Regions from separate parts of the Mus musculus genome. Here region 1 is linked to region 2. Evidence: chromatin loops called from intact Hi-C (ENCODE). Cell type or tissue: left cerebral cortex. All regions are shown on one strand. Links, peaks and the distances in the headings refer to the core of each region. The heading gives the core; the rest is flanking DNA. Region 1 overlaps Me3 (malic enzyme 3, NADP(+)-dependent, mitochondrial). Region 2 holds the start of Prss23 (protease, serine 23).

What was found. Peaks named below come from ENCODE experiments on the same cell type or tissue, not always from the same donor. Only the 100,000 strongest peaks of a DNase experiment are listed, where the experiment ranks them.
Region 1: a loop joins it to region 2, with 2.6 times the contacts of the local background. A loop is called at or near these places in 2 of 42 quality-filtered maps.

What each region holds. Positions count from the first base shown.
Region 1 is chr7:89,659,414-89,672,196 of GRCm38, forward strand. All of the region lies in intron 1 of Me3 (malic enzyme 3, NADP(+)-dependent, mitochondrial), which reads left to right. Among named protein-coding and RNA genes, the nearest start is that of Me3, 33 kb to the left of the region's middle. In left cerebral cortex, for the core only: a CTCF peak has its summit at 7,201; DNase peaks (open chromatin) are centred at 3,840 and 7,136; H3K27ac peaks cover 964 bases.
Region 2 is chr7:89,505,100-89,517,882 of GRCm38, forward strand. It overlaps Prss23 (protease, serine 23), which reads right to left and starts at 12,487. Exons shown (of 2, transcript NM_029614.4): 1 at 12,348-12,487; 2 at 2,684-5,771. The coding sequence starts at 5,760. The coding sequence ends at 4,612. In left cerebral cortex, for the core only: no CTCF peak of the experiment used is centred there; DNase peaks (open chromatin) are centred at 3,844 and 6,990.

The sequences.
Region 1 (12,783 bases), core at 2,822-10,821, 150 kb after region 2:
CTCTGCCTTCTCTCTATATTCCAGTACCTGAATGCTCCAACCTCACAGTTCTTAAAGGCACCCCAGGTGTGTTCTATCTCCTTTCTTCTCCTAGCTCTGACAGCCCAGACCAAATACAGGGGTTTTCAACTTTGTACCCATGTTTATTCCACTACAGTGACCCTTATCATACTTCTTTGAAGCACGTTTTTCTTTTATCTTTGTCATGTTCTGGAATGTTCTAAGGACAGTGACTTGTCTATGATACTTTGCAGCCCTGAGAGTCTGGCCAGGTGCTTCACACTCATAGCAGGTTCTAGAAACTTTTTGAAGATTGCATAAAATACTGAGGACTCGCTTAACGTCTCTGTTTAGGTTCTAACTCTCAGCCTCTTGGTTCTGAGGTAAGTTCTAATAGTCAGTAGCCTTGAAACCCACTGGAGGTTCCAGATAGAGGCACCAGGACTAATTTCCCAGTTTTGTTTTCTACCCCCTTTTCTTTGTCTTCCTCCTTCCATATACTGAGTAAGGAGGGGGGTGGGCAGGGCAACAAAAAATTCTTTGCATACCCCGTCTGTACGGTTAGCTCTTCACACTCTGTACAAACACAGCCCTTTGTTTTTCAACACCCAAAGTGCAGCACTCTACACTTCCTAACCTCTTCCCAGCTTATGGGAAGAGTAATTAAGGGAAAACACAAGTTAACATTTTTATCAGTACCTTCCTCATTCTTTCTCATTTAATCCCCACAGCATCGTTTGAGGTAGTCATTCAAGATCTCACATACATAACAAACAGAAATGCCAACACACAGCTAGGCAGCTCTGATTCTAACGTGAAGGCACAGTCTGTGTACTGCCATCCTCTCTGAGCCTTGGTTTCCCAATCTGAAACCTCACAGCGGGTATGGAATAGTGGTGGCTGCAGGTATCTCCAGGTGTGGGGAGTGTGGTCACTCTTGGCTTCCACTGGAGTGACATTTCTAGTTAGCACTGGCAGTGGTGTTCAGGCAAGGCCACCACTATCCAGTGCAGTCCATGGCCTCAATCCTTCTCTTTATAAGTGTTTGTTCTAAACCACACAGTGCCCTGAAAGCACTTCCTGGTTGTTGTCTTATTTTATAGTTTATAAAATCCACCAGGGGAATATACAATAATTACTCCCACTCTACAGGTTAAAAACTCCCCTGAGGCACAGAGAAGTAATTCATGTCCCTAGGCGTTAAAGAGAATTTAACCTGTAAGTTTCAGACCAGGCACCTTTAACCCTGCCCCATCCATGACACTGAATCTATTCTTCCCACCCTCGGATGCTTGAGATTCCACGGGGGCCCCAATTCCTTTCTTAATCCTCACAAGATTACAAACTGGTCTTCGGCAGCCATGTCTGACAGCATGTGTTCATCATTCCCAAAACACAAGACCATTTTAAGCAGGACAGACCCAGAGGTTTTCCAGGGAGAGAGATGACAAAGCCAAAGACCAGAATTCCAGTCCTAGCTCTGCCATTTAACCAGACTGTGATCATCCCTCAACTTCTATAAACAAGTCCTTATTTCTGAGGTGAGTGTAGCATCACTCACTTGTTTTGGCAAATGACACAGGTTCTCTGTGGTCTGTACACTTTTTATCTCAACCCGGGCTACTGTGATAGAATACCAGACAAAGCCATGGTGGCTTAATGCAATAGACACGTCTATACTGGAGACTGGTATGGGAGATCAGGTATCCTCGTGGCTGAGTGTGAGAACCTCTTTCCTAGATCCCTCTTACTGTGTCCTCACAAGGCCATCAAGGCCACAAGGATACAAATCCCATAGCAGAGCCTCCCTTCATGACTTCATCGTGGCCTCATTATTTTATATCCCTGTTTCCAGATGCTGTCACATCAGGAGTCTGGCTGCAGCACATGAATTAGAGGGCCACAGATATCCAGCCTTAAACATCTCTCAGCATGGCAATAGTTGTCTTCATTGTATTAATGAGGAGAGGGCAGAGGAATAAGGCTGGAGGAAAGAAGTGGCGTGTAGGGCCTGTCACCATGGGCTCACAGTTTTCCTGCCATGTGAAAGTGACCTACAAAGCTCCAAACTCCATGGGAAGTTCCTAATTTTTTTAACAGTGCATAGTGGCATCCAGAGCTGTCAATATTATCTCACCCCTCATAAATGGTCATTTGAGGTTCCTGGGGATTTGATAGTTTTTGTCTCACGGTGCAAGTAAAAACAAATGGAGAATTCTGTCTAAATGAACTTTTGTTGTTCCTTATCAACAACCATAGTTTAAGCTTGTTCTACAATAGTAAGCTAGGAGTATTATGTTCAAAGGAACCTGGGAGAGGTTCCCCAACAAGAAGACAATAGACAAACCAGTTGCTATCTTTATTTTTTTTCTTCTCTCTTCAGAATAAGAAACAAAATAGAAGAAGCAAACAAAAACCCAGGACCATTTCCCAGCGTGGGAATGCGATCCTCTCTAACTGCAGACTTTGTGTGCTGTAGACAATGCCCAGGGCACAGGACTAAAATACTACCAGACATCCTTTGCTTGTCAGTTTTTTTTTTAAGAAGGCACAGTAAGTTTATTTTAAACCAAAGCCCACAACTTTGTTGTGGGGCAGGCAAGCAGAGCACCAAGTAAGACAGATCGCCCTATGGTTTGTGTACTAATCAGACAGAGGGACCACAGGTTTAAGATGTGGTCCCCAGTGGCATCTGTCCATTAGTTGACATAGTCCCTGCTCTCAGGATATTAGCACACAGCCTAGGGGCTGGGAACTGCTCAGGCTAATAGGCAGGACAGGAAGGTGTGAACAATGGGCTTTGCCTCCATAATCCCAGGTCTCAGCTGAAAAAGGTTTGAATAAGAGCCTCCATTCTGCGTGGGCAGGTAGAAACACACAGCTCTGTCATATTTCCTGTCTCTTTATTCTACTCTTTTTCTTCCTCCTTTTCTCTCTTCTTTCCATTCTTCATGCCCAAGACAGCTATTGATATGAGAGACAGAGTGTGAATGGGGAGCAGTATGTAGGGACTGAGCTCACAGACTATGCCAAGAGTAACAGAGAAAGATATTCTCTTCCTTCCCTCCTGACTACACTTCAAAGGCAGTGAGCATCAGAGGTTCAGTGGCCTGCTCTCTTCTCAGCAATACCATCAAATGGAGGCTAATGACTAAGCTGTATAAAGCCCAGATGTCCCAGCCTAGATGGTGGACAAGCAGCTTCATGGTATTGCCCTGGTAACTTGATCAGATAGGAAATGAGAGCTTGGCTTGAAAAGTAGAAGTATCGAATGCATTGACAACCTCAACATCAACTAACACTGTATAGTTTTCTGTGTACCAATTACTATCCTAAGCTTTGTGCCTGTGCTAACATTGCACATCTCTTAATAACTTTGGAAATTAAGTGCCATTATTATCCCCATCTTAAAATTAAGGCACGGAGAGATTCAGAAAGTTGTTCAAGTGAGACTGTTCAGCAAGGATTCATATCAGAGCACTCACGCTTCTAAAAAATACCACTCATAACCACATGCTAGAAAGCTGCATGGGGCTTTCTAGAGTAAATAATGCAACATCAATATCCTCATAATGTCATAGGTCTTTTCCGTTTAATAGCCTCAGGCCATTCCACTGGGACCCAGCAGCCTGTGTGAAGCCCACATTATTCGGCCATCACTGGGATCTGTTACAACTCCAAAGTTCTATACTGTCTAAAAGTACAATCTGCCTCCTTCCTGACTATCCACAAGTACAAGAGGATGGGCGCCTTGCTCGTGACTCCTGTATTTTCCACCCACATGGTCTCTATCCCAACAGCCTGTCAAATCTGCCTCCCCAGAGTACATCTATTGCAGTCCGTGTGTCTGGGAGCTGCCTGTCAGTCCAAACCCACTCACTGCCCTGCCACTTGCTTCTCTACTCCTACATCAGGCAGCCCTCATGCCCTACCCTGAAAACAGCTTCCAAAAGCTTTGCTCTGTTAAATGTTGTGCTCTTTGGAAGAGTCACAGATACTGCTCGCTTTATAAATAAAACCTAGGCTGTCACAAGTCTTCTTTAATCAGATTTCTCCACCCTGGCTCTCTCATTGTTTCCTTTTGCCTGTAACTGAAGAAAGCACAACCCCTTATTGCTGGTTCTATACCTTTTTGCTTTTGCTTAATCTCCTTCCCCCAAAAGGATCCAGCGAACTACACCTCATCTTCATTGGTGCCTAGAAAGCCCTACAGCCCCTGGTAAACACTGCTGATTTATGAAACCCTTGTGATTGCATCAGACAGACAAATTCTCTTCCCCTAGGTCCCCTGAGCACTGTCCTATTTCTCCCCTGGCCTGGGAAGAACATTCACTTGGGTTTAGGAATAATCCTGACCTGCAGCTTAGACCTCTGTAGACTCCTTCTCCATTACTACCACGCCCAAAATCTCAACATCCTCAGCAGCCTGTCTGTACCTTCTCACTTCTCTTATTACATTCCTTCGCCATGCTGTTACCTTCTAGTGTTTTAATTAAATGATAGAAGATGTTATTAGCCAGAATTCCTACAACAAGCCTTACTGTCGGCTTACTGTAGATTCGAATTCTGGATTTGCTGGGGAAGTTTCTTTAAGCATGCTATGCTCAGTTTCCCAGCCTACAAAACAAGATCAATGCTAGAGTCCTTAGAAGGATTAAATGAACCGACTCCTCCTCTCCAATCTCTCAGATCAATATGTGACATACAGGAAGTAATTAAATGTCTACCCGATGCTGTGGTGTTCCATTAGTACCATCCCTCTGTGACACAGTAAGTAGAATGGAGATGATAAACTGCTTTAAACTTTTTGGGGGGAAGTTTCTGTGGCCAGAAACTAAGAAACCAAATGCTCAGCCATGTTGGTGGTGACTTAGTGGTCAACACCAAAACACATACCAGATACACACAGCGTCTTCCTGTGGGAACCCTCGGCATCCTGACTGAGTCTCTGGGATCTGGAGCTATGGGGTGTGCCAGAGGAGAGTGACAAAATGTGGCCTCAGCTGTGGTGGCTGACTCATGAATGGGAGGGTTGAGGGGAAGGAATTCTGAAAACTCTCCCTCCCCACACGTTTCCTGTCAATCCAGCCATGACCCGAGGTTTGCACTTTTGTGGAGAAGCAGTATCCATGAGGTTTACCCAAAGGTTACCCTGGGGGATGCCTCACTCCTTACTACCGCTTGTCACCTTTCACTACCCAAGGCCCAGGGGCAGTTCTATGACTACTTCAAGACCCTCATCCAGGTGAGTGGGAGCTTGTCACATGGCCAGCTTTCCAGTATGTGACTAGAGAATTGATACTTATGGTGTTAAAAGGAGCCTCAACCTTAGCGATGGAGCCTATGGAAACTTGTTATTTGTAAATGTGGAGACTGGCTGAAGTACAGAAGGAGAAGTAGATCCCTAGGGGCTAAGTCTCAAGTCCTCTTGCTCTTCAGGAAACCCTTTCAATAGATCTGCCTGTTATGCCTAGCTCATGAGGACTAGGCAGATACAAGCCTAGGGAAGCAAGCTGCAGCACTACTCAGCAAAGACTGCACTACTCAGCTCCACACAGCAGTCCAGCTGACCTCTTAGCTCCTCCACTTACTTCAGGCCTTAGCTAGTTTCCTATTACTTTCCTAGCAGCTTGTGAGATTGAAGTGGTGATGTTGTCCCATGAGAGCACAGGTGCCTTTTCTCCCAATATCTCCTAAACACATTGCTTTTCGCGCTACTCAGCCCATCAGACCGTGGCTTCTGAGTCAGTAGTGTGACTGAGCAGGGAGAGCAGTCACTGTTGCTATGGACAAGATACCTAACCTCTCTGAACCTCCATTCTTCATCTCCCATGTTCTGTAATAAAGAGATGATGAAATAGTCCCTTGCTGCCTCACAGAACACTGGCACACAGTGGGGAGTACAGTTTCCATTATTAATGGTAGTATAGATTATCACAAAAGCTCTCCCAGACTGTATTTTGCCATGAGGTCCAGAATTAACAGAGAAACTAAAAAGAGTGGCCCTCCACCTGTGTATCACGACTCCTTTGAGGATCAAACAACCCTTTCACAGAAGTTTCCTAAAACCACTGGAAAACACAGAGATTTACACTGCGATTCATAACAGTAGCAAAGTCACAGTTATGAAGTAGCAGCGTAAATAATGTCATGGTTGGGGCTCACACAGCATGAGGAACTCTATTAAAGGGTCATATCATTAGGAAGGCTGAGCACCACTATCTGAAGACAAGACACTTTTGATTTGGTGGGCTGAGCAAGGTGCTAAAGTTTTTTAAATGTTTACCAAGATTTGGATTTACGACTGAATTAGGGAATTAACCCTCCTCATGGTCTAGGGCTGCAGTGTTGTGAGTGTGACTCTGGTTGTTCACCTTGTTACACTATTCACAGTTTAAAGGCCCTTTGGAAGTGGGACAGCATTAGCACAAGAAAGCCTTCAACTGGATCCCTAAGTTGTTGGTCCCTCTTAATGAGCTACGCGCCACCAAGATATTAACGTGAGGGGAGACGAATGCAGGTGAGCAGAAGGGTTGAAAGTCTGGACTTTAGAGCTGGCAATCGCTGTGTTCAAACCTAAGTTCTGTCATGACCTTTAGCAGATTGCTTGTTCTCCAAAAATCAAGCAGCAGAACCACAGTATTCAAGCTGCCTTTTAAAAGATTGTCTTCAACCCAACCCTTCAATGTAACATATTACATCGTCCTACAAAACCCGCTGTTCGCTACCTCTGATTGTCCAGAACCTCAAGCATCAGAGCCTGGGGTCCCCTGCTGACTGGGTCAGTCCTTCACCCATGCCTTTCTGTCCTGTTCATGCCTTTCCACCCTGCCTGCTGCCTGCACTGGAAATGAAATTTCCACAGCAACTTCCAGCCCCCTACAGGCTCTGGTTCACTCTTCCCCAGGTCCTGGGTGGCCCCTATCAGCATGCCTTGAGCATCTCTGACTAACATCTCAGCTTGTTTTCATATGTGCATGGTTTCCCATTGACTGTGACGTATGTGACTCTAAGAAACAAGACTTTCAAAAGCCTTTGAATAGCCTAGTTTCAATCTGCAGTGGGACTCATGCCTGTTAACATGGTTATACATGAAGCAGAAGTTTCTGAGGAGAAATGCTGGAGGTGGGTATTCAAAGATGATGCCAAGGAGTGTGTTTCCTCTGGGCCGCAGGCTGATTCTAGAAATGTACTTCATCCTGTTGGTGTCTCTTGGCATTTAAAACTTGTCTGAAGTGAACACTGCAGGAGGCTTGGTTTTTGCCTAAAATTGTGCTGCTTTGAGAGAATTATATTCAGTGCACCAAAATAGTGCATTAAAAAAAAAAAAGCTACGTGCAGTGGCTTATGTCAATAACCACTGCTAGGGGGAGGTAGGTTCCTGGAGCTCACTGGCCAGCCAGTCTACCTAAATCAATGAGCTCCAGGTTCACAGAGAAGGGAAGGCTGATAATGGAAGATGCATACCATCTACCTCTGGTCTCCACACAAAAGTACACACACATACCCACACCCACACTCATGTATGTGTACACAGACATGGACAGAAAAATACACAAACATACCCATGAGCATACTGAGAGAGAAAGAGAGAGAGAGAGAGAGAGAGAGAGAGAGAGATTGATTCTCTCTGAGGTAGGACTATAGCACATGGAAGCCCTGAGTTTGATCACCACCACACAAAAAGAAACAAAGTTCTGTCCTCAGAAGACAAAAAGGTCTAAGAAGACATTACCAGTGATCTGCCATTGAAGCAGCAAGATGTATTATGATGTTATGGGAAAGAAGAGAGTAATATAAAACAAAGGCCACAGAGCTGTCCCTCACAGGCCACTGTGCATTTCATTGGTAGGTGGTCCAGCCTTCAAAGTGCTGTCTTTCCAAAGCACTCCAATCAATGTGGTATCATTCAAGCTGCCCTGATTTCCTATCCGATGTGCCCACCACTTGCTCTTTCCCCTTTAGTGGGAATAGAGGAGGCTCAAGCCTTTTGCTGGCACACTAGTGGGCGTGGCCAGACACTACCATAAAGCACATAAAGACTGTGAATGCCTCCTCATAGAATGTCATTCTTCAGTGTGGGTGACAATCCCGCATCATCAGATCCCCTGGGGTTCCTCTGGCTCTAGAGTGCTAAGCATTTCATACTTAGCCTGTCCGGCTCAGTTCTTTCTTAAATGCTTTAGACTACCCCAGTGTCATGGTTCTGGCTTAGCAGAATTAAAACTTAGCAGTTAGAACCCACATTGCTATTCACATCCAACATGAGTCGTGACTTTTCACCCAGCAAAACTTGTTAGGAGACAGCTGGAGGGACTGGGTAGGTGGTGAAGCCTGGACAGCTGAGTAAACTCTGAGACTGGCTCCTTGGGTCAGAGTGACTGCTGCCATCATGACCTTGAAGATCCCCGGCCTGTGTTTTTAAGGCCACTCGTGAGCCCTGGAAGCCAGCTTTGGAACATGAAGGTTTGGAAGATAACTAAGATAGTACTATCTGTACTTATGTTAGAAGGCTAGGGTACTGACTGACTTCTGTCAGCTTGACACAAACCCAGACTTAGCTGGAATGAGGGATTCTTAATGGAGGAATTGGCTCCATTGCATTGGCCTATTGAAGCGGAAGCTTAAGGGTTCTTTGGAGAGACAGTTGTGTTGGATGGTGTTTTGCTGGGGCAAACACATGAAGGAGTGTTTTCCTGAGATGAACACAGGTGAAAGGCTAAGGCAGACTCGTGAAGGAACATTTTGATGAAGCAGACACAGAATAAAGAATGTTCTGCTAAAGCAAGCATGTGAAAGGACATGCGATGAAGGATTCTTTGCTAACAACACATATGTGTTGGCCTGCCTTACATTGTGTATTTGAGGTGCATTTTTCAGAACTCCATAGAGAAAAACACACCAAAAAACTTGTGCTGCAGTTTCTTGCCACTTCTATAGACTTGGGCTGATAAGCAGAGTGATGTCAGCTGAGACAGATGCATGTGCTAAGACTAGCCATGTTCTGAGGCAAGACCTGTAGAAGACACATGATGTCTGAGGGGCATATAAGAAGGACTTGAGGTACAGTGCAGAGTCTGAGCTAGACTTGCTTATAGAGCTAGCTGTGCAACCCTTGTTGGTCTCATGTCTTCATTGATCTTTGATTCCCTGAGAGAGGCACAGCTGAGAACTTCTCCTGGTGTCCCTCCTGGTCCCTCTTGCTGACTTGTGCCAAGACTGAGGCCTAACTGTCCCTGTAGGTAGTGCCACCACTGCTGCTATCCTGACTCTACCAAACTGGACTGCTGGTGTGTGTGTGTGAAGTATTTGCAAGTGGGTTGAGTAAGCTGCTGCTGCTGTGAACTAAACTGCAGATTTCCAGATAATACAGACAGGACTTGCTCCAAAGAACCTTTCTAAACATGTCTATTCCCCATCTCCTGCCCCCTGTATTCATTCTTTTCCACTACCTCTGGTGGTTGGTGGACTAAAAGGGAAGTTAAAGCATTTTAAGAACCATCATTAAAAGTAGGTCTTGAAAAAAAAGTTTCAGCCTATAAATAAAGGAATGGGGCATTTTCTTGATTAGTGATTGACATGAAATGGCTCAGCTCACTGTGAGCAGTATGACCCCTAGGCAGGGGTCTTGGGTGATATAAGAAAGCAAGTTTAGCAAGCTGGTAAATGGTGTTCCTCCATAGCCTCTGCTTCAGCTCCTGCCCTGACTTCCCTTCATAAAGGGCTATGGTTGGAACATGTAAGCTAAATAGACCCTTTCTTCCCCAAATTGCTTTTGGCCAGCATTCTGTCACAGAAAAGAAAAGAAAAGAAAAGAAAAGAAAAGAAAAGAAAAGAAAAGAAAAGAAAAGAAAAGAAAAGAAAAGAAAGGGAAAGGAAAGACCAAAACCCTAACTAAGATGGCTGGTATTTTTCTATCATCGAGTAAAGCCTTAAGTGGTTATCTTTATACATTCCTATGCCTCAAATGATGAAAGATGTAGCCAGGATAAGTTCAAAGTAATAGGAATCTACCCATATGAAAAAATGAGAGGGTCTGGTCTAAAACTTGATATTTAGTCAGCCTCCTTTCTTGACCTGAAAAGGCTGCTTCAGTGTTTTTAATTTTTTTTTTTGAAAAGCTTCTTTAAGAAAACAAATTAGTCCAAGTCTGGCCTCGTTCTCTTGAAATGTGTTTTGGAGCCCTACAGACACTGCCATGCCTCTGGGAATAAATAACCCAGCTGCTCACAGCGTAATTGCAAAGGAATACAAGTTCAATGAACTTGGGACACTAGACATTCTCATGACCTGGTGAGAAAGAGAGTAGGGCTCCAGTTTCCAGGCTGGCTTTTCTTTCTACAAAGACAAATCATTAGTGAGGCTCACTCGATCATCAGACAGAAACCACAATCGACACCATCGTCTTTGGCCTTCTCATCCCCCGCTTGCCAACTGAAAAGAAAACAAGATCTAGACACTTCTTTCTGTGTCAGTTTATTCTCCCCTGATAGTAGGAGAATGAAACTAAGGCATAGAGGCTGCAGAATTCAGTCACGTCCCATACATCGGAAGGGTCGGAGCAAGTCTGCATATCCATTTCCTGACTTTATTGCTTCAACCAGTTCCTAAACTAGAATGTTGTTCCTGGACAGATGATGGAGCACAGAAACATGAAGAGCTTCCAAGAAAGACTGCACACAGGCCCTGAACCTAGCATGGTAGCTTTAATCCTATTGGTACCAAACACCTGTTGTTCTGATGTGTGTGTTGTGTGTTCAGCACACACCTGTGATCCTGATGGTAGCACGCACCTGTAATTCTAATGATAGCACACATGTGTAGTCTTCATGCTCAGCTGACCAGAATAGGGGGGTTGCCAAATTTAATACTCTTCCTTATTGAAAGATGGGGAGAGATAGTGCCTTATCAAATACTCTGCAAGATCAGGGTGGACTCACTTTAAAACACTGGCTCTCCACCTAAACGTAGCTCGGATGATCTCTTTAAAATTATCACCAGGATTTTTTTTTAAATACTAATTTCAGTGCTCACTCTAGAGATTCTGATTGTTGGTCTGACTATGGCCTGGGTCTCAGAACTCAAGCTTGCCACGTAGTTCAAATGCATAACCAGAATTGAAGAATTAAGAACCACTGCTTAGGACAGTGTATCTTAGTTTGTGGGCCTGAGTCTACTTAAACATCTGCTGCCTCAGGAGCAGATCCCAGAAGAGGTTTCTCTACAATATGGGAAGGGTGCTGGTGACAGGAGTAGGCTGGAGTAAGTAGACAGAAGTAGACAGGAGTAAGGCTGGAGAGCAGCTGGTCACACCTACTGCCCATGGTGATGGTTGTGGGAGCCAAAAGGTGGCCATTCTTATATACTAGCATGGAAATTCTTTGTGTACTTACATCTCAACTCTCCTACTAGATTCTAACCTTTTTCAGAGTGAGATTCTTGCACCCAAAAATTTCTGTCATCTTCCCTGTTAAACTGTATACTCCAGGAAAGAGGGTATAAATTAGACTTCTTCACTATCCCCCAGACTACACAGCACAGGGTTTAGCAAATGGTCACTGGGAACAAATATTCCTGAGAAAATGGTATTTCCTTTTTTTTTTTTTTTTTTTTTTTTTTTGTCATTCCAGAAACTACATTCTCCCCCTCTAAAACTAAGACTATGCTTTGGTGCAATGCAACTGAGGCCACTACGAAAGCTTGCTGAGTCTGTAGCCCTCTGGACAGGTTCAGCTAGTGAGCTATTTCTTTGTTCCAGGTATCCAAGCTTCTGCTAAGCACTCAATCTGCCTGACAGAGGAGACTTTAGGACATTGGCTGAGTCCTAAGGGCTGTGATTTTGGGGTTGATACTAAATCCTTCACGAGTCAGCAGAAAAGCTGCCAAGGACATGTTTGCCAAGTGGCCATGAACATAATTCTCAGAACCTTGGTCATTTCACTCTGAGTCTGATTGAAAAATTATATTTGTGGTTGGGCATCGCAAGAACAAAAGAATTATGCTTAATATTGATTTGCATACTGGCAGAGAGATTGTTCACTGTTTGAAGAAGGCGTCCTTCTAACCTTGAACCCCACCAAAGCTGAGCAGATCTGGTTGCACAGTCCTCAGAGCCACAGTTACTCAGAGGGAATACAAGTGGGGAACTGAGATTTGCTGAGAATGTGTTGGGTTTTTGTAAGCCATTTTATAAACATCAGCCCACTCAGTCCATGCCACACTGAATTTTACCCATGAAGATATTTTCAAAACCCAGGCATAAGCCTGCGCTCCATCTGTCTTGAAAAGTGGGAAGCTCAATCCCCAACAGGGCCTCCAAGGTCTTCCATGGGCTCTCTAGTTCTACCGTCTCTGATGTGATAGGTGTACAGTGACCCTCACTCCATTTTGCTAGTGATGTTTATATATCTTTGTCCTTCTCTGGAGCATCCTTCTCCCACCTCCCTTTGAGTCCTGAAGCAACCCTCTGCCCACTTAGTTCCTTATTGTCCTTCCATTCTCCATAACATCTATCAGGGACTAGGAAAGAGACAGAAGCCACCACATCACCATTTGAATAGCAGTGATGAAAATCATATGATGACTTATTAAATATGTGTTTAATTATTTAAATTGTTTAACTTTTTTTGTTTTGTTTTGTTTTGTTTTGTTGGGACAGAGTTTCTCTGTGTAACCTTGGATGTCCTAGAACTCACTCTGTAGACCAGGCTGGCCTCAAACTTAGAGATCAGCCTGCCTCTGCCTCACAAGTACTAGGATTAAAGGCATGAGCCACTGCCAATA
Region 2 (12,783 bases), core at 2,486-10,485:
CCTTGGTGTGTAAGCCAAATAAGTCCTTTCTTCCCCTAAGCTGCAGTTGGATATAGTGTTTTGGCACCAGAATTAAACTAGAACGATGAACAAACATGCTAGTTTGCCACATGTGAAATGTGCCTCAGCATCTTTATACTATATCTGCTTTCAGTCACCCTCAGAACGACCCTGTTCTGGATGATAAATAAGGAAATATCTTATGACCATCTATACTTGGATGGAGACCACTTCAAAGCACCACTGAAATGGTTCATGACAAGAATGAAGGAAAAGAGCAGACATGAGTAGTAGCATATGCTAGGTAAATGAAGAATCAAATCTAGTGCAGGGGTTGTCCGCTGGCATCCCTGGCCCAGGGCCTTCACTAACCCTGGATGAGGAGGTGCTGAGGAGAGTAGTCTGAATTCCTCTGCAAGACTGTACGCACGTCATCAGTCTCCAATTGACGGGTGGTAGATTCTCAAGTCAGCCAGTGAACTCCATCCTTCTCACACATTCTGGGTTGAAAATCTTGTAAGGGTTAGGAAAGATCTTCATGGAAGTATGTAGCTCAGGTATCCTTGGAACTTTTTCCAGGGAGGAGGTAGCATAAGATCCATAAAGAACTGGGAAATAGGAGTATGGTCTCAACATTCTAACCTCTTTGTCATCCCAAACAGGTAGGGCAGGAATTCATACACAGCTCTGACACATAATGGTTCATAGTTTGTATCTTCTGAATGTTATTTCTACAGCTTTTTACACTGGTTTCTTCCTAAAGTTTGGAATCATGCTAGCAAGTATGTCCTAAACTCTGTCACCACCTTCTGATTCTCACAGACAAATGGCTTTTAGATTTATTCTTCCGTTTTATGTGCTGGACATCTCCAAATCCTATTTACAAGGTCTAAGTAAGCCCCAAAGGCACAGATACCCAGCCCAATGTGTAGCTCCTCACATATTCCACTCTGTCTCATTGACTAAGAGATTTGTACAACAACAACACCTAAAATATATTGCAAGGGCAAAATTGTTGGAAGCGGTAAGGGTGAATGCAAAGGCTCTGTGACCAGACACATTTGCTGACATGCAGATTTAAAAATAGTCACAGGTCTCTTTCCTATAAGATGTTTTTATAGCTTTTAGTGTGCAAACAGGAGGGGGGCATTAAGAGGTATCTCCCTCCCAGTTGATGACAATACCCTTTTCAGTTCTGGCAGAAAACTTGGAATGACATGAATTTAAGGGGCATGGTTTAGGATCTATGGTTCTACTAGCCTTGGGAGAAATATACTGTTTCAGTGTTCACAACTAATACAGGTATAGTATTCGTTGCATTGCTACCAGAAAGTCACTCTTTCAATTGCTGTGACATGTTCTTTTGTTGCGTATGTGTATGATGTGTTCATGTGTTTGCATGTGTGTGTGCATGTGTGTGCATGTGTGTGCATGTGTATGTGCCAGTGCATGTGCATAAGTAGGTAAAAAAAAATCAGTGTCAGGTATTTTCCTCCACGTTGCACACTGTATTTATTGAGATAAGATCTTTGCTGGACCTGGACCTTGTTGCTTCTGGATAGCCTAGCTAGTCTGCTCCAAGGATCTACTGTCTCCGTTTTCCTATATCTGGGGTTGTAGTCTTCCCAGCTCTTTTGTGGGTCCTGGGGATCTGAACGCTAGTCTTTACACTTGCAGAAAAAGTACTTTGTACACTGAGCCATCTCCCTAGCCCTACTATGACACTTGAATACCACTGTTTGTCACTAATGAAAAGATGAACATATTAAAATAGTCCATTGTTTTCTTTAACCATTCCATGCACATGGGTACTATTCTCTAGTACACTGCATCGACCAGTAAGTTAAGAACTGCTATTATTTTGACTTGTACCGCTCTCTAACTTTATTTTTTAAAAGCCCACATCTAAAACTCAAGGAGATTCATAAAAGAATTGTCTATTTTCAAAGTACCCCCCCACATACACACTGTACCTCTTGCACACATATGCAAAAGCAAACAAAACTCCCACAGACCAGACATAGTAATAGACATGCCTCTTCTTCCTTAAGTTGGATGAGATTTCTGCCTGATTGCAAAGCAATGTACTGGAACTCAGCAGATTCCCCCCAGCCCTGCTGAGTCCCTTTGCTATGCCTTACGCACTTACATGATATGAGGAATGCCTGCGGCACAGACTCCAGGGCCTTACCAGGATTATCCTTCATAAAGCTCAAGAAACGGACCCTGATATAGCTGTCTCTTGTGAGGCTATGCCAGTGCCTGGCAAACACAGAAGTAGATGCTCACAGTCAGCTATTGGATGGAACACAGGGCCCCCAATGGAGGAGCTAGTGAAAGTACCCAAGGAGCTGAAGGGGTTTGTAACCCTATAGGAGGAACAACAATATGAACTAACCAGTACCCCGCTCCCCCAAGCTTGTGTCTCTAGCCTAATATGTATCAGAAGATGGCCTAGTCGGCCATCATTGGGAAGAGAGGCCACTTGGTCTTGCAATCTTTATATGCCTCAGTACAGGGGAATGCCAGGACCAAGAAGTGGGAGTGGGTGGGTAGGGGATCAGGGCGGGGGGAGGGTATAGGGAACTTTTGGGATAGCATTTGAAATGTAAATAAAGAAAATATCTAATAATAAAAATTAAAAAAAATAAAGCTCAAGAAACACAAGCCACTGGGAGAATGCTTAATTGACAGTGTTATATTTGAATGTTCTTAGAGCTACAATGTAAGCTAAAATTACCCAGCATGCAACCCCTCAAACATCGACCTCATGTTGCTTGTCTCCTCGCTGATAGATTTAGACTAAGAGTCACAAGATGAAACTACAAAATAAGTCAGTAATTTCTCCCTAATGCTGTGATTCTGTTTACATAACATTTACTAGAATGTATGATTCTTGTTAGTTTTTGTATTCTCCCCCATTGTTTGAATTATTTTATGTAGTGTGTCTGGGTGTGTGTGTGTGTGTGTGTGTGTATTGCCAGAGGAGGACATCCAGTGTTCTGCTTTATTATTCTCTGCCTTATTCCTCTGTAGCAAAGTCTCTCTCTGAACTTGGAGTTGGGCCAGAAGCCAGCAAGGACCATCAGTCCTCCTATCTTTGTCCCTGATAGTACTGGGATTACATGTCTGTTCATCTTATGTTCCAGGAGGAATTGAATCTCAGTCCACATGTTTCCTCAGCAAACATTCTTCACTACTTAGCCATTCTCCAGCCCTCTGATTTTGAAATTACATTTGTGTATTTATGGGATTGCACTGGTGTGCCAGTGGAGGTCAGAGGTCAACCTGTGGGAGTCAGTTCTCCTCTTCCACATTTGGGTCCCACGAATTGCACTCAGGCTGGCAGGCTTGGCAGCAAATATCCTTGCCTGCTGGGCCATCTCACCCACCACCTCCAGTTGTTTTTCTGACTGCTATGTCTGGTTTTATGTTCCTATAGCCTAGACCATTCCAGCACGAGATGCCACTTTGAAGTCGGGAAAATAAAGCTATACTGGTTTTCCTAAAGCTACTTTCAAACTTTTTTTTTAAACTATAGAATAAGTGCAGTGAGAGAGAAAAGTTTACCAACTAAACAAATGTAAAGCTCTCTGGAAACGTTGAAAAACTAAGCAGAATAAATCTGGATTAGGCTGTGCGATTATGCTAGGCTTCAAACAAGTGGTTACTCTGCAGTGACATCTATGGAGCAGTGCATCCATTGTTCTCTGGAATTTAATTCATTTTAAATTACTCATCCAAATGATAAACTGTGAGATGTGCCTCACTGTGGGGAGAAAATCCAAGAATTGTTTTTTATTGTAGCCACAAGTGCTAGCTGGGAAGCTTTTCAGCCTGTTCTAATTAGGCTCCACTTACTGTCTTTCGAGAAACTGTTAGCTTCAGACATGCGAATAAAACCTTGCCAAGAGGAGGATTGGAATTAATGGTCTTGCCCACTCTGGTGTGATAGCAAGCTTTGCAGAACTGTATACAGACGTCCCACAAAAGCAGAACAGCAGTTTTTACAAGGGAAAGTTTTATTTTCAAAACTAAAAGCAGCGTGGGAATTCTGTGCACTGTAAGATACAGTCTTATATGGGTATCAATATAGCCAATAAATTATTGTTCTCTTCAAGGACTACTACGTAAATGTTTGAATCCAAAACATTATAAATTGCCTATTGAAGACTTTGCTATCATTATCTGGAAGCATAATAACCACACATTACAAAAATATCAATATATGACTCTCAGAAGAAAACATATACATATACAAACATAAGAATTCATATTCCCTGTGTGTCACGTATTTGATATAAACCTCTGAAGCAAGTTTGGATCAGACAAAAATTAGAATTCTCCAAAAACTGAAAGTTTAACTTCCTTGTCAAATAGGCCCTATTACCCGAATACTTTAAAGTCTCTATGCAAAAGTATGCTTTCAGACTGCTTAAATGCTATAACGCACACAACAGTTTTAAAATAATATAGCCAATAATTTTTGCCATTTGAAGAATACTAGGTAAAAGATACTATGTGACTCACACCACAAGAGTCAATGATAAAAAGCTAGCCTCTCCTACAATGAGTGCAAAAAGACCATTGGTGCTGGCAAGAAGACGCATGTCACCCCTCCCTGCAATCTAGGTAGTTTCCTTTAATCCAATAGCAAATCTGGGCATATTTAAGAGGCGTGATTCTAACTGCCACGTTGAAATCCTGTGGAGAGCCATTCATGTCCACCCACTGGTGCCCTGAAAAGATGCCGATAATTTTTCTTTCCCATTTCTGCTGTGGTCTCTTCCACATCCTCACATAGACCCCTGAACCACTGGCCCCGGGCTGGGCGTCACACTGCTGGTAGAGAAGGTCGTAGGTCTCATCTTTGACATCACAGAAGCGGTACACCAAATTGCCGGGCCGGTCATTGTCATAACCAGAGAAGTGGATCCTGCCCCCTGGGAGCTGCTTCGCTGGAGGACTCACACCAATCTTCATGAACTGTCTTTTGTGGGGTTTCTTGAGTTCCAGCAGGGCGTAGTCATAATCCATGCCGATGTCATTGGCATTGCCCTTGATCCACCCCTTGGGCACATGGGTGCGTTTCACGCGGATCCACTGAAACTTCATCTTGTCTGGCATGGCTGAGCTCGAGCTGTTGTCCCCTCCGGCACCATCTTTATACTTGGGCTTCAGGAAGCCCACTCGGAGTTTCTGTGTCCCTTTCACATAGGTTTTCCCATCGTGTATGCAGTGGGCAGCAGTGAGGACGTGCTTCTCTGCCACCAGGGTGCCAGTGCAGCCAGTAGACAACTTCACCGATGTTGAGAAAGGATAATTGAGCAGGAAGTCCTTCCCAAAAATGCTAAACCTGCCATCGTAGCCATAAATCTGCCTCTTCCTGCGAGATCTCCCTGTGGCCTCCGAGTCTCTGCCTCGTGCCCTGCCTTCACCATTGCTGAGGATGTAGATGCCCACCCGAGTCTCTGTGCGGCTGCCATTGGCATAAAGGGTTTCATAGGAAAGGTACTGCTTGGCCTCTTCGTAGGTGGGCAGTGGTGTTCCCTTGTGACACTGAGGTCCACATGAGGAGGACACCTCCAATTTCGCTTTGGCGTCGAAGTCTGCCTTAGCTAAGTTGAGGGTAGACTGAGGCAAGACTACAGGGAGGCGATAAGCCGGCCATGTGGGTTTCCACGGAACGGTGTAGGGACTCACCTGCATGAACACACAGAGCAGGACAAGAAGGATGAAGAGCCCCGGGATTCCAGCCATGCTGAGTGCTACTGTAGAAACAAAGACAAGAAGTCAGGAGGATGAAAGCTATACAGTTCATTTACTGCAGCCTGGCAGGGCACAGCCGCACGCTGGTCATGTTTCTAAGACTGGGAACATTCCTCAGGTTCCAAGCGAGAGCCTCCCTCAGGTAATGGTCTCACTTACATGCAAGGACTTGCTTGACCTTAGGATCATTTCCACACCTCAAATCCAAATGAAGCTATTCCCCACCCCCTTCATGATGAAGAAGTAAAGACCATGGGACATTACAGGGCCACATCTAGAAAATTTACCACTATTCTGTGAACATATGGCCAGCTCTCATTTTTATGAGATTTTTGAATGTTCTTTTAACTTGATTCTATATACCTTGTCCTCTCCTGTCTAGCTACCCACCCACCCTTGGCCCCTTTCCTTCCTTGTTATCTTATTCTATTACAGTAAGTTCTTACATAATTTTCTGGGCAACATGCTCACTTAGATAATAAATCTAAAGCAGACACTTTACTGGTCGCAAAGGCATCTGGGAGGGGTGGAGTCATACTAGAAATCTTATCATTCCTACATGATGCATGCATGCACTTGGAAGATGACATGAGAATTTTGCAGATTTTTGCTTTGAATTTGGAAAAAAATAAATTAGGCATTGCCTTTGATCCAACCTTCAGCAACTTGGGTGCATTTCACCCCAAATACATTGAAATTTTATATTTTAGGGTGTGGCTGAAACAGCTGTTGGATCCTGAATAACCATCTTCACACTTCCATACAAGTAAATAATTGTAGATATTTGAATTATGCTGCAAAATAAAGGGTCAATGTTCAAGATATAAAGCTTTAAACACTGTATCTAATAACCTTATGATTATTGCTGTTGGTTATTCAGATGTCTGTATCTGTGTTTTCAGCTTGTCTAATATCTTTACCTTGGACCTATGCTAACATGTGAAAGAGTTATGGGATGGATGCTCACGTTGCTGGAAGAATAAATTAATATTGCAATTCAGGAAATAGAGTTCTTGATGCTGCATGGTGATTTCCAGGGACAGATATGCATAGATGGTGAGGTGGCTCAGACAAAGGGTACAAAGTTAGATGCAGAAAGTAAGAGAAGGAGGAGAGGTGTTCCACTGAGGGGAGGTGTTGAAAAGGCATTAGATACACTAGGAGATAGAGAAGGAGACACTCAGAAGGAACAGCATGCAAGAGCATGGGGGTGGGCATGAGTGTGAGTCAGCTCAGGAATTACATTCAGCTCGGCAGGGGTGTACAGAGATGGTAGAGGCAGCAGGCAACAAGCCCGTTGTAGAGCACTGTGTGTACTAAATGCAAGAGTACAAACTGTATCCTGAAAGATGTATTGAAAGCCCCGATCAATCATCTCTGGAGAAAAGCAATTACAAAGAGGGTTGGAAGTGCTTTCATCATTGCTTAAGCATCAGTGGGCTCCGGCTGGCTCCAAATCTTCTGGTTCAGCTGACTCAGTGGGTAGGGTAATTCATTCACAGTCAGGCATCCCAGAGCAGAATGGGGGGGGGGGGTATTTCTCAAGAGTCCAGCTAAGGGAACAAAGCATCCACAAGAGGAAACAGTGATTTCTTTATCTTTTTACTCCATTTCTCTTGCAAGGTGCAGATACACTGGCAACTTCTGAGTGCCTTGTGCTTGCTTTATATAAGGTCGAAAACTCTACTGATCTTACCTAACTTACCTGAGCAAGCCGAGCCACATCCCTAATATCCACACACTCAAACGTGTTTTCTGTCCCCTCTGCTATCTCTTTTGCCCCATTGCCTTGAACTCTACTTCTGCTAAGGAAAATAAAAATGGAGAAATGAAGGAACGAGATCCTTAAAAAATTCATTTCCTCGGTATTTCCTAAGTCCTCAAAATTCTACTTCTCTCCATCTTTGTAAATAGAAAAGATCTTGGGTATTTGGGGAGTACTTGGGTACTTGAGAGTGGAATCCTTACACCTGTGAAGTCACGGAGGAAATGGATGTGTGCACACGCGTATTTGTATGTGCTTGCTGGGTACAATGATGTCAGGACTAATGCTTCAAAGCGACCAGGGAAGGTGTGGTGATGCTAACAGAGTCCACCTTACAATGGAGAGTTAAGACATGTAGTGATGATAACACTTTGGGAGATGTGTAGAACGTGGTCTCAGCCTGACTATACCAGGACCCAGCTATACTGAGGACCCAGCTCTTGAGCTCATCTTTGGTGTGAACAGCCTTTGCTCTATAATAATTCCCACTTTGACTAGCCACTCCACTCACACCAGAATCCCTGTCAAATGGGATCTACTAAAGAAATCAGATGTCTCCCTTGAAGACTGCAACATAACCATCCTCTCTTTGCTTGACTAATGTGGAAAACATTAATTCTGTTATGCACAATGCATCAAGTTGTATTTCATCTTATCTTAAGGAGACACAGAATCCAGAGGCCTAAGCTGTCAAGTGTTCCTCTTTTTAAAATATGTGTGGGTGAGCATAGGATCTAAGAGAGGACCATGCTACACTTATCGTAAGACACATATAATACTTTTAGTAGACAAGAAAAACTGGAGTGCTAAGATATACTAATATCAGAACATGAAACGATGAATTCCAAATCTGAAACAAGTGCATAACTGGATAGAATCTGAGTTATCAACTGTACCAAACTTGTCCTACTGTCTATAGCTTTATTCATCTATTTAAAAATGAAACAGTTTGTGACAAGGGTGTCAGGAAAGCGAATGTCAGGAAAACTCTGAAACCACTGCAAACACATTTTTAAAAATCCAACTAGGAACTTCGCTTTAATGAACTAATCCTCTTCTCAGGCAAAATTAAACCCTCTTTCCAAATGCTTTGCCTATACAGCAAATCCCTATTTATTTAAAGAATACTTTCTAACGTTCCGAAGTACACCCCATTTCACAAGTGCCAACATGCCATCCCCCCTTAGTCCGTGTTTAAAAGAGAAGTAACGTCTTTAGAAACCAGTCCAGTGAGCGGTACTGCATGGACGGGTACCCAGCTTTCCTTGGATTGTGGGTACTGGGTAGTCAGTCAGCTTGGCTCTTGTCCTGATAGCCTCTCAGTATAGATGGTCAAATTTACTCCTTGGCAACATGGTAGATGACTACATGCCAAGAACTTCAGAGATCACTTACAAATGAAAGAATGCTTAAAGAGTCTACTAAATGATAGGCTATTAGCAATTCAGATTGCTCACAACTTAAGTTCTGATCACGTAGCCAAGAGTCAGGGAGAAGTTGGCCATCTATGGCAAAGACTGTTATCCACTTAAGGAAAAACACAGCTTTCTCTGTGTAAGATCAAATTTGGGGGTACTTTGGAAGCACTAGTTTCTCTTAGCTAGAAACAAGGCTTAGAAGTACGCAGTGGTGTTGAACTGCATTCATTGACATGATAAGACGATCTTCATTCTACATTTTCCTTAAGGTTTCTATGAGCCTCTGAAAGTTAAAACTTTAGTCCAAACATAGAAAGGGACATAGACTTCGAGAAATTAGTGCAGAACATTTTTCCAAATTGATTGGGAATATCTGCTGAGCAATTGAGACATAAAACTAAATGTGAAGTCCTCATGTAGACTTAAACTGGCACTTGGCTATTAAAGTTATAAGCATCCAAAGTAATTTGCTCTGTCATCCTATTTAAAGTGATTTATACATAGACATTCAGGGATGTAACATACACAATTTTAATCTCTCAGCTAGAAACATGATGCATGTGCTACCTAACTTTAAATCCTGTAGTATTTAAAAGTGGATCATCTTGTTCTTGTAGAGCTGTTTGGAAAGCCAACACCTTTTGAAAGGAATGAAGATTGCCAAACCTTATCTTTCTTATAGCTAAATCTGGATGAAAAAAAAATGTTAGTTCTGTCACATTCCATTTCTAGGAATGAACCTTTGCAGGATACAGGTTCCTCATGCACATAAACTATCTTCTAAGCTTTCCAACTAAATGTTTTTTATGAATTACTTCACCCAGTAGCAAAGCAAAATGGAGAAGCAAGGTAAACAGCGATTTTTCTCATCATACTTAGTAATAGAGAAACTGCATTTCTTTTCCAGCTTTGACTATCTGACTCACAAGAAGACTACACACTCCCTGCCCAGGTTGCAAATATTAGCCACTGTCTAGTTATCTAGTGCATCAAAATATTTACACTTTACAAACATACTTCATAAGCCCAATAATAGTTTTATGGTAGAGGGAATTTGCACATTATCAGATGTGCCAATGACAATAACCTTCCTAGGGACTGAGGACTAGGGACTAGGGACTGGAGTACTGAGAATAACTTTTGTGATTCTCTAGAGGACAGTCTTCAAAACTGCTAACAACTCAGTTCTCCTTATGGGGGACAATGTTTGAATGAATGATTTAACTCCTAGAAGCCAGCAATTGCTACAAGAGAACATCTAGTTTTTCAGACATCTATTGTCTATTCTACAAAGTACGGTTTCCTGTGACCACAATAAAATGTAAGAAAGTACATGAAGGTGGTGCTCATGCTAGACACCAGTTGGAAGAGCGACAAAGGGTCCTCCATGAAATCTGTAGCCAGGGACACTGAACAATGAGGCTTTGCTAATTCCCCAAGCAAATGCCTACAAATGAACAAAGCTCTGTGAATACACTGAAGCCAAGCTTGCTCTCATTTTCCAGAATCACATAACCCCTTAAGGCAAGACAGACCCAGTCACAGTATGGCTTAAGAATGATGGTCTTGTAAGGAAACGGGAGGGGACTTAAGAAGCCCAGCAAATCAAGTACAATCTCATGGTCACACAGAGCTTAACTTCTCTATCAGGTTTTAGGCAAAATGAGCCATCCTAGTAATCCCAAGACAGCCTAGCAGCAGAGCAATTACAGAGTGCTGTCAATGGTGAGACCATGAGAAACGAAATCCCTGGAGTTATTTGGAATTATGCATGAATAATGCCCGGTGCATTAACTCCTAAAACATCCATGGGAGGGATGCTCAGGAGAACCTGAGACTATTAGCACAGCAGACCTGGGCCAACAATGTTCTCAGACACACTAATGGGAACTTTGGCACTTAGGCCACAGGCAGAAAAATATACCTACATCCACTGTCTACCTGAATAGTCATCAGTGAGACAGAAATGAAATCCATATTAATTACCTTGGAAGACTGCTTCCTTCCAAGGTCAGAGAAAGCATGACAAGCTGCCTACTGCCTGTTTATAATAATGGAAAATACAAGTGAAGATTTATTCATATATTTATGGCACACTCAGAAAAAAAATGAATGTAGTGCCTTCAAAAGAATCCTCGGTCTCTTTATCCCGTCCCCAATCCAGTTCTAAGAGACTCTTTAAAAATGTTCACTGAATAACACAGGCTAGCCTCAAGTTCACTGGCCTTCCCCAGCCTTCGAAGTGTTAGGATTCACAGGCATGCACTACTGTACCTCACTCCTAGGAGACTCCTAGAAAGACAGGTAATAGTTCTTTTAAACACTTTCCCCCCCCGAAACAATGTCTAACAATATCCTGATACTAATTTGCAATAGGGATTTTGGAAAAACCTAACTTCAACTATAAATCAAACTCTTCTCACAGAGCCTGATAAGGCTATTTTGTATTGACCTATCTGTCCTTAAGGCATTCGCTAGGACCTCTCAAGTTCACTTACAAGACCTGGGAGTAGCAATTTCTATACTAACCGAGATCCTGAATCATCTGGAACTTTCCACAGGCTACGGGCTGTTTCTAAATTCTCGTGGATGTCACCCAATGGACAATAAAACAAACAGGATTTTAATCAGAGGCTTTTCTCAAGGGATGCTCTGAGGGAGGTGGGAGGGAGAATCGGCTCCATTTCAGGAGGGGGTGGTATTGCTCCATCTAAACACATCTTCCTCTCTTAAAAGTTCTAGGGGAGGGCAAATCTTTTCTTTCAGTTAGCAATTTGTGATAAATGGCTACATGCTGAAGAAATATTTGCTTCCAACAACTGTTGATAGCCCAGGCATAATTTTCTAGATTTAGCACTCAGAGCAAAGTCGGCACCCAGCACAGAGCCTGATCCCAACTTGTGTTTGCTGACTTTTTCTTGCTTGTTAAGGTGTGTTCATAGTCACGTGCCAGGTTAAAAATTAATGCTCAGAGCACGATGAAGTCAGATACAGTAGGCGCAAAACTCAAAGAAAGAAAATGGTAGAGGTTACAGTGTGTGTTCGTGGGGGAGAGCCTACCTTGACCTCTCCAGGGACACCTTGCCATACACAGCTCCACTTGACCCCTAGACAACACCTTGCATCCAAGACAGCGCTTTCAAAACCTTCTTTTCCCCATCCACTTTAAGAGAGACACTGAGTGAATCCAAACGCTGTACAGAGCCGGTGTCCGGGGAGGGAGGCTCTTTCAGGCTCTTGTCCTAAGCCCAGAGTCTGTGCGGAAGCCACGGCAAACTCCCCGGTGTTACCCGCAGCCACCCCACCCCGCGCGCACCCGACTCTTTGTCCGGCTCCGGCACACGCCTGGTCCTTCGGACCCAGCGGGAGACGCCGGGTCCCCGCATCGCACTCACCCGCGTGGAGCAGCCCGCCGGGGCCGCGGCCGTGCGCCGCTCAGACAGGTGTGGGCGCCCGGAGGACGCGCGCGGCTCCCATGCCTGCTCCGCAGAGTGGCCGAGTGCGAGCCTGAGGTCCAGCAGAGCCTGCAGCACCCGGTCCGCCCCCCATCCCCTCCCCTTCGCCTCCCGGGCCCTCCCGCCCCGCCCCCAGCCGCGAGCCGCGCAGCCCGCCGGCCGTCGCCTCCCCTTCCCCTAGCCGCCTGCCTCCAGCCAGCGTCACCCTGCTATTCAGAGGTCCAGAACCCTCGGGCCCCGCGCAGGTGGGTCTCCGCAGCGCGTCACCACCAGCGGGTCCCCGTACTCGATGCCCCTGCACCGTGTCCGATGAACGGCTCCTACCAGTGACTCTTGCACTCTCCCGCTCTAGACAACTTCACACCAAGTTCTAGGG